3 separate regions of the Homo sapiens genome follow, and regions 1 and 3 are each linked to region 2. A link is a loop called in an ENCODE intact Hi-C map of the cell type or tissue named here. Cell type or tissue: CD4-positive, alpha-beta T cell. All regions are shown on one strand.

Region 1 (5,000 bases), 53 kb after region 2:
ATGAATCTGCCTGCTTCCTGCCACCATCAACATGCCATCCATGTTGCCCAGGCTGTTCAGGATGAGGGAGGCCTGTAGGCCCATGCTGAGCTACCTTCAGCCCCCCGACATCCTCCCTCCCTGAGCTTGTCAGCACCCACAGTTTCAGAAGGAGCCAAGGCAGTGGGGTGGCACCCCTGGCCAGGTCACAAGAGTGTTCAGGCTTGGCTTCAACTTTGCTCTGAAATTGGAGTGACAGTCAGGAGTGGGGAAAGGCCAGGGAGCAGGAAAAGGTACTTCCAAGCCTTCAGGGGAAGGGGGGCTTCCTGGGCCCCCAAGAGTGCAGGGATGCCTAGGTCCAGAGCCATGGCTGGGTGGCTGTAGCTTCACCTGGGTGTGTGGGGAGCCAACTTGGTAGCAGGCAGGGCTCTCACCTGTTCCTGGCCCCTGCCAGCTCCATGGAGCGTACAGCCCTGGCCACACCTCCCACACTGCAGCTGGCATCCCCTCAGCAGTTGCTCCAAATGGGCTGATGCCACCATCAATTGTAACATATAATGAAATAATTATACAACTCACCCTAATGTAGAATCAGTGGGAGCCCTGACCTTATTTTCCTGCACCTAGACAGTCCCATCTGGGGATGATGGGAGACAGTGACAGATCATCAGGCATTAGATTCTCATAAGGAGTGCACAACCTAGATCCCTCACATGCACAGTTCACCATAGGGTTCATGCTCCTATGAGAGTCTCATGCTGCCACTGATCTGACAGGAGGCAGAGCTCAGGTGGTAATGCGAGCAATGGGGAGCAGCTATAAATAGAGACATAGCTTCGATTACTTGCCTGCCGCTTACCTCCTACTGTGCAGCCCGGTTCCTAACAGGCCATGGTTGGGAACCCTGCTATACAGGACCAAACATAAGAAGTACATCTGACATCTCCTCAGAAACCATGCAAGCAAGAAGACAGTAAAGTGAAATATTTAAAGTGCTAAAAGAGAAAAATCCCAACACAGAATTTTGTACCCTGAAAAATTATCCTTTCAAAGTAAAAGAGAAATAAAGACTTTCTCAAAGATTGAAGAAATTTATTACTAGTAGACCTGCCTTGCAAGGAATGTTAAAAGAAGTTCTTCAGAGAAAAGGAAAATGACATAGGTCAGAAACTCAGATCTATACAGAGAAAAGTAGAGCATTAGACAAAAAAAACCTGAAAGATAAAAACTTTTATTTTCTTATTCTTAATTGATCTAATAGACAACAGTTTGTCTAAAATATTAATAGAAACAACGTATTTAATTGTATATGCATAGGTATATATACATGTTTAATTATGCTTATGTATAAGTGAAATGAATGAGATGAAAGATCTAAGGACAAGGAGAAATTAGGAATATTCTGTCATTACGAGGTACTTACACTACCTGTGAACAGGTATAGTGTTATTTTAAAATGGACTTAGAATAGTTGTAAATGCATATGCAAACTCTAGGGCAACCACTTTAAAAAAAGTTTTTAAAAAGGCATATAATTGATATGCTAAGTGAGGAGAGAAAATGGAATCATAAAAACTGCTCAAAACCATAAAAGGCATAAAAAGCATCAAAGACAAAAATAGGGACAAAGAACAAGGGCAACAAATAAAAATAGTAACAAATATGGCACATGTTATGGTCTGAATGTTTGTCCCCCTGGCCCTAAAGCTCATATTAAATCTTAATCCCCATCATAACAGTATTAAGAGGGTGGGAAATCCAACTATGGTATTTGAGAGGTGGGACCTTTGAAAGGTAATTAGGATTAGATGAGATCATGAGGATGGGGCATTAGTGGCTTTAAAAGAGAAGTAAGAGTTAACACACTCAGGCCCCTTGCCATGTAATGTCTTCTACCACCTCAGAACTCTGCAGAGAGTCCTCATCAGCAAGAAGGCCTTTACCAAATGTGCCACCTCTACATTGTACTTCCTAGCATCCAGCACTCTAAGAAATAAATCCCTTTTTTTTATAAACTACCCAGTCTTAGGTATTTAGTTATAACAACAGAAAACAAACTAACTAAATATTAATCCACCTCTATCAATAATCACCTTAAACATCAATGTTCTAAATATATCAATTAAGACAGAGATTGTCAGAATTGATTTAAAAAAAAAAAAAGACCCAACTATAAGATGTTTACACAAAACCCATATTTCATTTTATTTTTTATTTCAATAGTTTTTGGGGTACAGGTGGTATTTTGGTTATGTGGATGAGTTCTTTAGTGCTGATTTCTGAGATTTTGGTGCCCCCATCATCTGAGCACTACACACTGTACCCAATAAGCAGTCTTTTGTCCCTCACCCCACTCCCACCATTCCCCGAGTCCCCAAAGTCCATTATATCATTCTCATGCTTTTGCGTCCTCACAGCTTAGCTTCTACTTGTAAGTGAGAACAAACAATATTTGAAAACCCATACTTTAAATATAAAGACACGTACAGATTAAAAGTGAAAGGACAGAGAAAGATTTATCACTCCAACAATAATCATTAAAAAGCAGGAGGTAAGAGGTAGTGATGCCAGCAACATGGCAGAACAGGAAGCTCCTGACTCTCCCTCCACCCACAAAAGCACCAAATAAACATCTATTCACGAATCAGTTCCCTCCGAGAGAAAGTCAGGGACCAGCTGAGAGACTCCTACACACTGGGCGACTAAGAAAATTTCCACATCAAATGGGAAGGAAAAGCTGAGGCATAGGACCCTGCCTTAGACACTGCTCCACATTATCTGGAAAGGACTCCCTAATATCAAGCTTCTTCCTGTGGAGAAGAGGATTTGTACTCACATGTAGAACCCTAACTCTAAGGTTTCCCATGGTCTGGTTCTTAATTCACCGGCTCTGAGAACAAAGAGGATTAAACACCCAAGACTCTCTAGACCACAATAAAATTGTGGTGGTTTGCTATGGGCACTCGAGTACTTCTGGGGCTTCATCCCCCAAGAGCAGTGCAGAGAAGGGGCCTAAAATATGCAGCCCCTTCTTTCTGCCTGGAAGGAATCTATAACACACTCTTCTGGTGGCTACATGCCTGCTTGTCTTCTAACGAACTTGCTTCAGGAAGTTAAAGAGGCAGACAAATATAGCTTGGCTGACAGCCTAAGAAGTGGACCGGCACTTCTTGAGTCTTCTCCCCTGGCTCATGCCAGAGGTAACTCCAGGTTTATTAATCTCTCATGGAAGAGAGTCTGACTGTATATTGAGCACCCACAATTTTACAGCTCCCACTCAACGGACTGTGTCCTAAACTTCCTATCTCTGAAACCAGAGGGAACAAAGTATATGTGAGTCTATCTGCACCACAGAAAAAAGTGCCAGTTTTATATGGGCATGTAGGCATTTCAGGGACGTCATACCATAGGGGCAGTGCAGAGAAGGGGCTTTAAAAACAGCTATTTCTCCTCAAATGGGGTTTATGCCACATATCAAGTGCTCCAACTTTTATAGCACCTCCCTAAATATTCCCTCTCTAAACTACTCTTAGCTCTGACAGCAGAAGATAGTAGGCATATGTGAGTCTCCTTAGATCACAGAACAAAGGGGTGGTCTTGAACAAGTGTGCAAACACTTCTAACGGCTACATCCCCTTGGAAAAGTCCCAAAAAGGGGTGAAAACATGTAGCTTCCATCTTCTCTCCAGAAGGGGCTTATAACATACTTCAAGTGGTCATTTGACAAGCTGGCTTCTAATGGACTTGCACTGGGGAGCTAACAGGGCAAACAAATAGCTCTGCAGCAGCCAAAACAGAGCTTGACACTTCATGATCCTTTCCTTTGGCTTACCCCTATGATAAATCTAGGCCTCCCCCATTCTACGTGAAAAAAGTCTGATTACACAGCAAGTGCCATAACTTCTATAACTTCCACCCAAGGTAATGTCTTCTTAACAAACTAGCTCTGGGAGTTGATGGGACTTTGCATTCTTGAGTGGTCCTAGATCCAAGAAAAAAAGAGGTGGACATACAATGGGCCCACATCCAGCAGCTATCTCCCCAGGATCTGAGGGCACAGCCTAAACATGAGTTCAGACATTTGCCATAGATCCTCTACCTGGCTTAGCACAGAAAGAGTGGGAAATAGACACCCACATTCAGCTTCACCATGAAGATGGAAGTAATTGAAACACATAGCCAACACCCCAATCTTTCCAGCTACATCTAAGATAATCTGGCTCCTAACTTCCCTGTCTTGAGGTACTGGCAGAACATGGCACATCTTAAGCTCCACAGTGCAACCCTAAACAGAGACAACAGTCTGGATGAACTCGAATATTTGAGAGGCACCTTAAAATCTTTGGCCAGACAGATTAGTGAGAACTTTCTCCTACATGAGACAAGTCTGACAAGACTGGGAGAGGTAGTTGTCTTATCTAATACACAGAAACCAAAATAGAGAGTCATGGAAAATGAAGAAACAAGGAAATACATTCCAAAGAAAAGAATATGGTAAATCTCTAGAAACTAACTGAAGTGAAGTGGAGATATGTGATGTACCTGAGAGAAAATTCAAAATAATGGTCAAAAAGATGCTCACCAGGGTCAACAGAGCAATGCAAGAAAAAAATGAGAACATCAACAAAGAGAAAGCATAAAATTATCAATTGAAAATCATATATCTGAAGAGTACTATAACTTAACTGAAAAATTCAAGAGAGGGGTTTAAGAGTAGGTAAGATCCAGTAGAAGAATAGATTGGTTAACTTGAGACAGGTTACTGGAAATCATCCAGTCTGAGGAGAAAAAAGAAAAGAAAAAGTGAAGGTAGCTCAAGCAATTTATGGGGCACCATCAGGTAAAACAACTTACGTATTATTGGCATGCCAGAAGGAGAAGAGAAAGGGATAGAAAACACATCCAAAGAAGTAATGGCAGAAAACTTCCCAAGCCTGGGTAAGAAGATAGAAAGCCAGAGACAGGAAGCCCAAACAATACCAAATAAGATGAATCCAAAGAAACCTATGCCAAGACAATCA
Region 2 (5,000 bases):
TACAGCATCATTCCCCCATTCACAGAGTCCCCTCAAAGGCAGCAAGATCCCTCAAAATAGCTTTAATTCTCCTGCTGAAAAAGCAACTTCATTTCCCAGAGTGATTAAATAAGATCATTAGAGGTCAAAATTGCATTACTCCTCAGTTTAAAATTATTCTTGACTATCATTCCTCTACAATTTTAAACAGGATTAAAGCAGGCCTAAGACACTTTCGCATTTTCCTCTCCTCATATTGGATCTAGTCCCTGTTTTATTGGCAATTGTAAAGTTGAAAATCTGGAAAATAATATATGTATCTCTTAACCACAGAGATTATTCCTAAACATATTTCAGAGTAATACTCTTTACATACTCCCATCTACTTTGACTTTCATTTAAGTATTTTTAACAGCTATGCTGTAGTTATGGTGAGCAATATATACACAGGAAAACGGAAGTTTGATAACTAGTGACACAATAAGTAGCTCCCTCTGTGGCCTGTGGCCTAAGCTGCACTTCTCGTATAGCCAAAAGTGGTTTGCAATCCCTGTAAGGTACCTAGCTGCTATCAGGTCAGGAATTTACCTAGCTCCTTGGGAAAGATGACCCAAGTGCCTTAAAGCTCTCTTAATTCAGTAATTATAATAGAATCAATAGAAGTGGTATAATTATAGAACCTTAAACCAAAAGCTCCAGGGAGATAGAGATGCGGTAGACTGGCCAATCACTGCCTCCCACCCCACACTCTCTGAGACTGTCTCCACCCAGAGCTCAAGCAGCTGTGTCTATACCAGGTGGCCACTCTCCTCATCCTCTACTCCCTTTCAAGCCAAGATGAACCCACCAAGAATCTGAACTAAAAAGCTTGAATCAGAAAGATGTAGGTAGGGCATCATCTGGCAAGGTCAGAGAAAGTCACAGCTGGAGCCAGGCCCCAAAGTAGTTCAAAAGCCAGAGGGTAGCTGGAGCAGATAAGCCTTGAGTGAGCACAGAACGTGGGGCTGCTGGGAGGAACAGGAAACTGGAGCACACTCATTGAGAGAGGCAACAACACGGGACCTTGAGGATCCAGGAGAGGCTGAGGGAACAGTTTCAGTCCTGACTTTCCAGTTCTGGGCCCATGTGGCCTGGTGAGACTTTGTTGCCTGTCCTTAATGAGACTCCCTGCTGTATCCCTACAGCAAACTTGCCTTTATTTCAGCTAGCTTCTGAGGGTTTCCTTTTCTGTAACTCAGCAATATGTAATAGATAGGCCTGATCCTCAGCCTTTATGGACAAGACCGCTGAAGACGGCGAAGCCACACTGTTGGCTAGTTCTAGAACCCAATTTGCCTTGTTCTTAGTTTTGTTCTATTACCCAGTCTATGTTGTTTTTTTTTTTAAATTTGAGACGGAGTCTCACTCTGTCATCCAGGCTGGAGAGCGGTGACACAATCTCAGCTCAGTGCAACCTCCACCTACCGGGTTCAAGCGATTTTCCTGCCTCAGCCTCCCAAGTAGCTGGGTCTACAGAAGCGTACCACCTCACCCCACTAATTATTGTATTTTTAGTAGAGGCGGGGTTTCACTATATTGGCCAGGCTGGTGTTGAACTCCTGACCTCAAGTAATCTGCCCACCTCGCACTCTATGTATTATTGAGCACTGAAAAAGTTAGATCTCAAAATAGTAAGCAATATTCCAGCATTGGTTTTGCTTATCATGAAAACTGTAAGTTAAACCAAGTTTGTTCCCACATAAAAACACACCTGATACAAATGCTTGCTTTCTGTCGGTTCACCTCTACCAAGGAATTGCAATTCCAACTAAACATAAAGAAGAGTGGCCTAAAAATAATTTGCATTCACAAGATATAGAAATTACTCATTTCTCGGTAAGTCCTGGCCCAGTATGTATATCCCATTTCCTCCCTTAAACTGTATCTTGCACCGGACTATTCACAGACACAATTTTTTAAAATTTAGTTTAATATCTGTCAAGTTCACTTTTATTACAAATATTACCCTTAGATGCATTTTCAAGCCTTTAAGGAAGAGATGTGGCAGTGGAACAGATACAAGAACTACTGAGTGTGTCATAAGGGGCGGTTGCCACCACTTCCTGTGCATGTCCTCTGAGTGACAGTGAAGAGGATGTGTGTGGGTAATGGCTCCCCGTATACCTGGGGGGCTATGTCACATGCAAGACAGAACACTGACAGGAACACCCCAATTGGAGTGGGTACTAATGTGAGCCAGGGCGCTTTTATCTTTCTTGAATGTTAATAAGGAAAGCAAGCTCAGAGGATGGTTTTGAACACTGAGGAAGAAGCACTGGCTTAGCTTCCTACATTGTGATGTTAATAGGTTTGGAAACTGGTTGTTTGGTAAGTTGCATCTGAAAGGTTCACCAGGTCCCAGGAAGTCTCTAGTGACCTAGAATTCAAGGTTGGATAGTTTCTGAACTCCTAAATATTGTGAACTGGCTAAAGGCAAGCTCTCTGAGTTAACCTAGGATTTTCTCTAGCATTCCACCCGTTAAGCAGAAGGTTTAGCACATGGAGAAGGAACAGAAATCAAGTATGCCTACAGAATGTGTAAGTTTGTTAGAATTAAAATTTGTCAACCAAGAATAAATGTTTAATGTTTTGGTATACCTTCAAAAAAGTTTAAAATTTGCATTAAGCCACAGAGTTAAAGATATCAGAATAATATGTTTGTTTTGCTCATATTTCTATAAGACACCAAAAATTACAATAAAATTCCTATTATACATTTTAGAATACTACATATGCACTGAAGATTAATCTTTTACAGTATCAGAAAATTCCATTATCTCATATAGTTACAATAGAATTTAAATTCTGGTTTAGCCCTCTCACAGATAAAATTAAGTATAGTTTTTATTGTGTTTAGATAATTTTACATTATTAAAATGTTTTCAAGAAGTACACTGGGACTGAAATCAAAATATTTTGGCAACTTGATTCAGAATTAAAGGTTTTTTGTTTGTTTGTTTGTGAGACAGGGTCTTACTCTGTCACCCAGGCTGGAGTGCAGTGGCATGATCTTGGCTCACTGCAACCTCCGCCTCCCAGGTTCAAGTGATTCTCCTGCCTCAGCCTCCCGAGTAGCTGGGATTACAGGCGCCTACCACCACACCCAGCTAATTTTTGTATTTTTAGTAGAGACGGGGTTTCACCATGTTGGCCAGACTGGTCTTGAACTCCTTACCTCAAGTGATCCACCCACCTCAGCTTCCCAAACTGCAGGGATTACAGGTGTGAGCCACCGCACCCGGCCAAAGGTTATTTTTTACACCTCTCTTTATTGAACAGAAATGTGACCTGTGAGACTGTTCATATTCCCCCAAGACAATCCATGTGCTTCCTTGATACACACATTAAAGACCATACAAGAGAAAGTTTTAGTCATCATGAAATCACGTCTATAACAAAAGTAGGACACAGCAGGATAAAACATGACCTCAGGACATCAAAACACTTTCCAGCTCTGAACCTACTAAACTTGACCCAACAGCAGTGGAAGAACTTTTGCCCATTAGTGACTCTCCTGAACAGGTGACCCTGAGGCCTAGAGTTTGGTCTCTAACACTACTGACCTTCAAAGGAAACAGAGTACCTTGGGGATAGCTGACTCCATGACATGGAGCATGAAGAAATCAAAATGGGTATGGAACATCCTGTTGTTTTCGGATAGCATGGATGCTTTTATAGAAGCATCAGAATGATGAAAGGACATTCAGGTCAACATAAAGGGACTCTGACCAAGCTGTGAGACTGAGCATTAAATATAAGCACAATGAGGCAGTTATAACACATAACAGTCTGTGATAGAAGTTTAACATTTTAGTAAGAAGGATGTTTATACAGGTTGAATATCCCTAATCGAAAAATCCCAAATCCAAAACTTTGTGAGTACTGACATGATGCTCAAAGGAAATGCTCACTGGGGCATTCTGGATTTTGGATTTTCAGATTTGGGATGCTCAACCAGTAAGTATAGGTATAGTGCAAATATTCCAAAATCCAAAAAAATCCAAAATCCAAAACATTTCCAGGCCTAACCATTTCAGATAAGGGATATTCAATATGTATTGGGTATTTTATTTCTTCTAATAATTATGTCTGTTTAAAATATTTAGGTATGTAGTTATTTCTATCTGGGTAAGTACCAAAGAATAAACATATGGAAGTGGTAATTTGGCCAAATCTTGACAGAAGGTACTAAAATGGAAAGTGGATTGATTAGCACAAAATAATAGGATGCATGGTGGGCACAAATTATAACCAGGTAGAAGGTGGCATTGGCAGTCATACACAATGACCAAGGAAGAAAGACAATTCAACATGTAATTTAAAATATGAATTACTCAGTGTCCTAAAGAGACAAGGTAACTATGAAAATTAAATCTCTCATTACTAAAAATGAAACCTCTAAAACCAAAAGTCCCAATAAAGAATACAAATATTTTAAATAACATAACAGATCAAAATACCCTAATGACATGCCAATAGGTTAGGTACTGTCAGCCATGCAAAACCTAATACATAATTACTGCAAAAGATACCAAGTTTCAAAGACAAAAATTCATAAGACATGGACTTAAAAATTTACCATTAAAAAAAGTCAGCTCCACACTGTGGCTTAGGTTTGAGTCATCCTCATCTAAATAATCAGACCACGCCCAGATCAAGATTCAGCTGGTCAAAAACCCACTTCCATTCCTTTTCCTTTAGTTCTGGTAAGAACACTGAAACCCAGGAAAGCAATAAAACTGAAAGATTAGGAATATATTAAGAATCATAGTATACTGGTAAATTATTAAACAGGTACAGAAATAATAAATTTTATAATCATTGTTTATATATGTCTTTTATCAGCTGTTTAAGGTGTTTCAAACTTCAGAGAATGGTACTCATTATGGCCAATCATTTCAAGACTCAGCCACACTAAATTTGTACTCACAGTTTAAATTTTTTCAGAAAATTTTATTAGTGAATTTTAGAACGTTTAAATG
Region 3 (5,000 bases), 77 kb after region 2:
AACTAAACTATTGGCAAGCACAGGAAGGAAATAATAAATATTAAAGCAGAAATTACTGGAATAGAGAATAAAAATAGAGAAAATTAATGAAACTAAAAGTTGACAATCCTTTAGTTAGGGTGACCAAACAAAAAAGAAAGAATCAAATTAGTAAAGTCAGGAATCAAAGATGGGCATTATTATTGACTTTACAGAAGTCAAAAGGATTGTAAGGGAACAGTGTAAACAATTTTACATCAACCAATTAAGTAACTTAGATGAAACTGACAAATCCCTAGAATGATACCAACTACTGAAACTAACTCAAGGAGAAAAAACAACCTGAATAGACTATAAACACAGAGGCAATATTAGTAATAATAGTTTTTAAAACCACCCATAAAGAAAAACAACACAGATAACTTCATTAGTGAATTCCACCGAAAATTTAAAGAATCAAACACCAAATTTTCACAAACTCTTCTATAGAGAGAAAAGAGGGAGAAGCACTTCCTAATTCATTCTATAGGCAGTATTGCCCACAGACCAAAAATCAGACACAGACATCACCAGAATACTAAAGATCAATATCACTTACGAATACAGATGCAAAAATCCTCAACAAAATACTAGCAAACTAAATCTAGCATTATGTAGAAAGGATTATACACCATGACCAAGTGGAATTCACTCCAGGAATGCAAGGTTCATTTAACACCTGAAAAATCAATCAATATGGTATTCTCGTTAGTAGAATAAGGGACCAAAAAAAAAAAACAAAAAACAAAAACATGATCATCTCAATAGAAGCAGGAAAAGCATTTGACAAAATTCAATACCCTTTCATGATAAAAACATTCAACAAACTAAGAACAAAAAGGAATTTCCTCAACCTGACAAGAAGCATCTAAAAAAACCTCACAGCTAGTATCATTTTTAGTGATAAAGGACTGAAAATTTTCCCATTAAGATCAGGAACAAGACAGAGATGTTTGCTGTCACTATATCTATTCAACATTGTACTGCAGGTTATAGACAGAGAAATTGGGCCAAAAAGAAAAAAGAGAGAGAGAGAGAGAAAGAAAAAGAAACAATAGGCATCCAGAAGGAAAAGGGAGAAATAAAACTATCTCTATTTACAGATGACATGATCTTGTATACACAAAATCCTAAGAAATCCACTAGAAATTTATTGGAACTAATAAATGACCTCAGCTAGACTGACAGATACCAAAAAAAAAAATCAATTCTATGTCTACACACTTGGCAAAGAAGAATCTGAATTTAGAAAAATATTTCCATTACAATAGCATCAAAAAGAATAAAATATGTAGGAATAAATTTAATCAAGAATGTACAAAGCTTATACTATGAAAACAACAGGCCAGGTGTAGTGGCTCACGCTGTAATCTCAGCACTTCAAGAGGCTGAAGTGGGAGGGTGGCTTGAGGCCAGGAGTTTGAGACCAGCTTGGGCGACACAGTGAGACCCTAGTCTCTATGAAAAATTTCAAAAAATTAGCCGGATGTGGTGGCACACACACACACACCTGTAGTCCTAGCTACTCTGGAGGCTGACGTTGGGGGATCGCCTGAGCCCAGAAGTTCAAGGCTGCAGTGAGCTATCATTGTGCCACTGTGCTCCAGCCTAAAAAACAGAGCAAGATCCTATCTCAAAAAAAGAAAGAAGGAAAACTACAAAACATTACTCAAAGAAATTAAAGGCGAACTCATGTTTACTGATTGGAAGGCAGCATCATGAAGATGGCAGTACTCCCCAAAGGGATGTATAGATTCAATGCAATCCCTATCACAATCCCAGGTGGCTTCTTTGCAGAATTGATAGAGTGATCCTAAAATTCATATGAAAATTCAAGGGATGCAAAATAGCCAATATTGAAAAAAAAGAACAAGGTTGGAGGACTCACACTTCCTGCTTTCAAAACATACTACACAAACCTAAGGTCATCAAGACAATGTAGCAGTAGTATAAGGACACAGATCAACAGAACAGAATTGATTGTCCAGAAATAGACCCATACATTTAAGGTCAATTCATTCTGAGAAAGGTTCCAAGCCAATTCATTAGGAAAATAGTCTTTTCAACAGATGCTGCTGGGAAACTGGACAAGCACATGCAAAAGTATGAATTTGGACCCCTTCACACCATATACAAAAATTAATTCAAACTTGATCAAAGACCCAAATGTAAGGTGCTAAAAGAATAAAACTCTTAGAAGAAAACTCAGGTGTAAATCCTCATGACGCTGGATTAGGCAATGGTTTTTGAGAAATGACATCAAAAGCACAATCCAACATAACGAAAATAGATTAAATGGGCATCATCAAAATTAAAAGCTTTTACACTGCAAAGGACACCACCAAGAAAATTAAAAGATAATCCAAACAACTAGAGAAACTTCTTGCAAATCATGTGTTTGACAAAAGACCTGTATGTAGAACACATAAGGAACTCTTACAACTCAATGATAAAAAGACAGATGACCCAATTTTCAAAATAGGCAAAGAGCTGGCATGGTGGCATGCTCCTGTAGTTCCATCTACTCAGGAGGTTGAGGTGGGAAGATCACTTGAGCCCAGGAGTTCAAGTCCAGCCAGGGCAACAGAGTGAGACTCCGTCTGTATTTTTTAAAAAAGGGGTGAAGGGAGTGGTTAAGGATCTGAATGGACAGTTCTCCACAGAAGATATACATAGGGCCAATAAGCATATGAAAGATGCTTAACATCTTTAGCCATCAGGGAAATATAGACCAAAACCACAATGAGATACTATGTCACACACCACCATGGCTATAATCAAAAAGACAGAACAGCAAGTGTTGGTGGGAATGTGGAGAAATTAGAATGCTGGTGGGAATGTAAAATGGTACACCTGCTTTAAAAAACAGTCTGGTGGCCGGGCATGGTGGCTCATGCCTGTAATCCCAGCACTTTGGGAGGCAGAGGTGGGCGGATCACAAGGTCAGTAGATCGAGACCATCCTGGCTAACACCGTAAAACCCCGTCTCTACTAAAAATACAAAAAAATTAGCCGGGTGTGGTGGCGGGCGCCTGTAGTCCCAGCTACTCGGGAGGCTAAGGCAGGAGAATGGTGTGAACCTGGGAGGCAGAGCTTGCAGTGAGCCGAGATCACGCCACTGCACTCCAGCCTGGGTGACAGAGTGAGACTCGTCTCAAAACAAACAGACAAACAAACAGAAAACCAGTCTGGTAGCTCCTAAAAAGGAGTTACAATATCTTACCCAGCAATTCCACTCCTAAGCATAAACCTAGAAAAATGAAAACATTTGTCCCATCCCATGCAAAAATTTGTACACATATGTTAATAGCAGCATTTTGTGTAATAGCCAAAAAGTAGAAACCACCTAGATGTCCATCAACTGACAGATAAATAAAACGTGGTATACCTATACAATGGAAAATTATTGGGTAATAAAAAGGAATAAAGCATCAATATATAACACAACATGAAAGAAGCATCAAAAACATTATGCTTCAAAGATGCTGGTCATAAAAGACTACATATTATAAGATTCCGTTTATATGAAATGTCTAGAATAGGCAAAACTATAGAGACAAAAAGTAATTCAGTGCTTGCCTACTGCTTGGGGGATATGCTGGGGAGGGGGATGTGCTAAAGGCTACAAAGCTTCTTTTTGAGATCATGAAAATACTCTAAAATTGATTGTGATGATGGTTGCACACCTCTGAATATTCTAAAAACTATTGACTCAGATGCTTCAAATGAGTGAATTACATGTTATGTGAATTCTATCTCAACAAAGCTGTTACCTGAAAAATATTACTGTGTAATCATACCAGGGGGTACTTAGAGGTGGATTCTTTGCATGCCGGATTCAAAGCCTTATCAGGCACAAATTCTACCAACCAAATTTCTACCAATTAATTACCTATTAGCTCATTTGTGAAGCATTTCCCCTCCCTATCCTTTCTGGTTTTTGACTCTTTCTAAATGACCATGCATATGAGGCCTCCAATCTCACAAAGCCTACATGCCTAGCTTCTGCCAAGCGTCACTCCATCTAATGTCATTTGTCTCTATAGTAACCAACTAGAAAAGCTGCTATGCTTAGTAATGGCTTTGTACGAGCAGTGGTCTAGCCTAGAGATGTTTTAAAGATTTGAGTCCTCTCTACCGATTACTGTTTTTTTTCCTGGTATTAAAAAGTGAACCTCTGATGAATGAGAGCAGTAGAGGGTTAGAGAGAAAAGGATGGAATATATTATAAAACATGAAGGAAGATGGACTGCAAGTAGAGACTTGAGTTCAAGAGGAAACGAGTTTAGAAAGACCTTGATTGATAAGAGGACTAAGAAGACACAGACAAAAAACTAGGTATAAGAAACAGAAAATAATTATTAGGCATTTCCCTTCAAAATGGTCAAAAACAACATAATGATATACACACCAAGAAACTGTCAATAAATGTAATTACAGTGCTTCAGAAAGCTGACTGATGTAACCTATGGCTATGCAAAAGGTGTTTTACAGTATAGTCCAGCTATGGATAAGGGATCAGATATAGCTTATACCTTCAACAAACTTCTAACACAATGATGGGTAGAAAAGAACACAAAACAGTGAAACTTTTATTAATGACGTGGAGCAGAGAAGGGGAGAGGGTACGCTATGTAACAGACATGGAAACCTTATAAAAAGTATAAGGATGCATTCCAGGATGTGTAGCTCCATCCCCCACACCTTCCAAGGGATGCCTTTTTCAACAGGAGGCTTGACATCTGTAGTACCCCGTGGGGAGCCTCCCCCAGCTTTGCCTTGGCTGGGTCTCCTTCTCTCTCCCAGTATACACCTGGACCAACCTCATTAATGGAGCTTTGTTCCTCAAGAGTTCATTAATCAAGTCATTACTGGAGTGTCCGCCAGCCTGTGGGTTCTTCCAGAAAATGATACCAATCTATTTTTTCTACATACAAAGCCCACTTTAAAATTTACTTGACATGGTAGAGAGTACAAAGGTA

What was found. A loop is a pair of places that touch in the nucleus more often than their neighbours do. Peaks named below come from ENCODE experiments on the same cell type or tissue, not always from the same donor. Only the 100,000 strongest peaks of a DNase experiment are listed, where the experiment ranks them.
Region 1: it touches region 2 in a loop (1.8-fold over the local background); 2 of 110 quality-filtered maps call a loop at or near these places.
Region 3: it touches region 2 in a loop (2.7-fold over the local background); 19 of 110 quality-filtered maps call a loop at or near these places.

Annotation. Positions count from the first base shown.
Region 1 is chr6:118,861,879-118,866,878 of GRCh38, forward strand. The region is part of intron 8 of MCM9 (minichromosome maintenance 9 homologous recombination repair factor); the gene reads right to left. Among named protein-coding and RNA genes, the nearest start is that of ASF1A, 30 kb to the right of the region's middle. In CD4-positive, alpha-beta T cell, no CTCF peak of the experiment used is centred here; no DNase peak of the experiment used is centred here; H3K4me3 peaks cover 569 bases.
Region 2 is chr6:118,808,505-118,813,504 of GRCh38, forward strand. MCM9 (minichromosome maintenance 9 homologous recombination repair factor) reads right to left here. Exons shown (of 14, transcript NM_017696.3): 14 at 4,951-5,000. Among named protein-coding and RNA genes, the nearest start is that of ASF1A, 83 kb to the right of the region's middle. In CD4-positive, alpha-beta T cell, no CTCF peak of the experiment used is centred here; DNase peaks (open chromatin) are centred at 477 and 2,097; H3K4me3 peaks cover 672 bases; H3K27ac peaks cover 2,554 bases.
Region 3 is chr6:118,885,312-118,890,311 of GRCh38, forward strand. The region is part of intron 8 of MCM9 (minichromosome maintenance 9 homologous recombination repair factor); the gene reads right to left. Among named protein-coding and RNA genes, the nearest start is that of ASF1A, 6.3 kb to the right of the region's middle. In CD4-positive, alpha-beta T cell, no CTCF peak of the experiment used is centred here; no DNase peak of the experiment used is centred here; H3K27ac peaks cover 1,163 bases.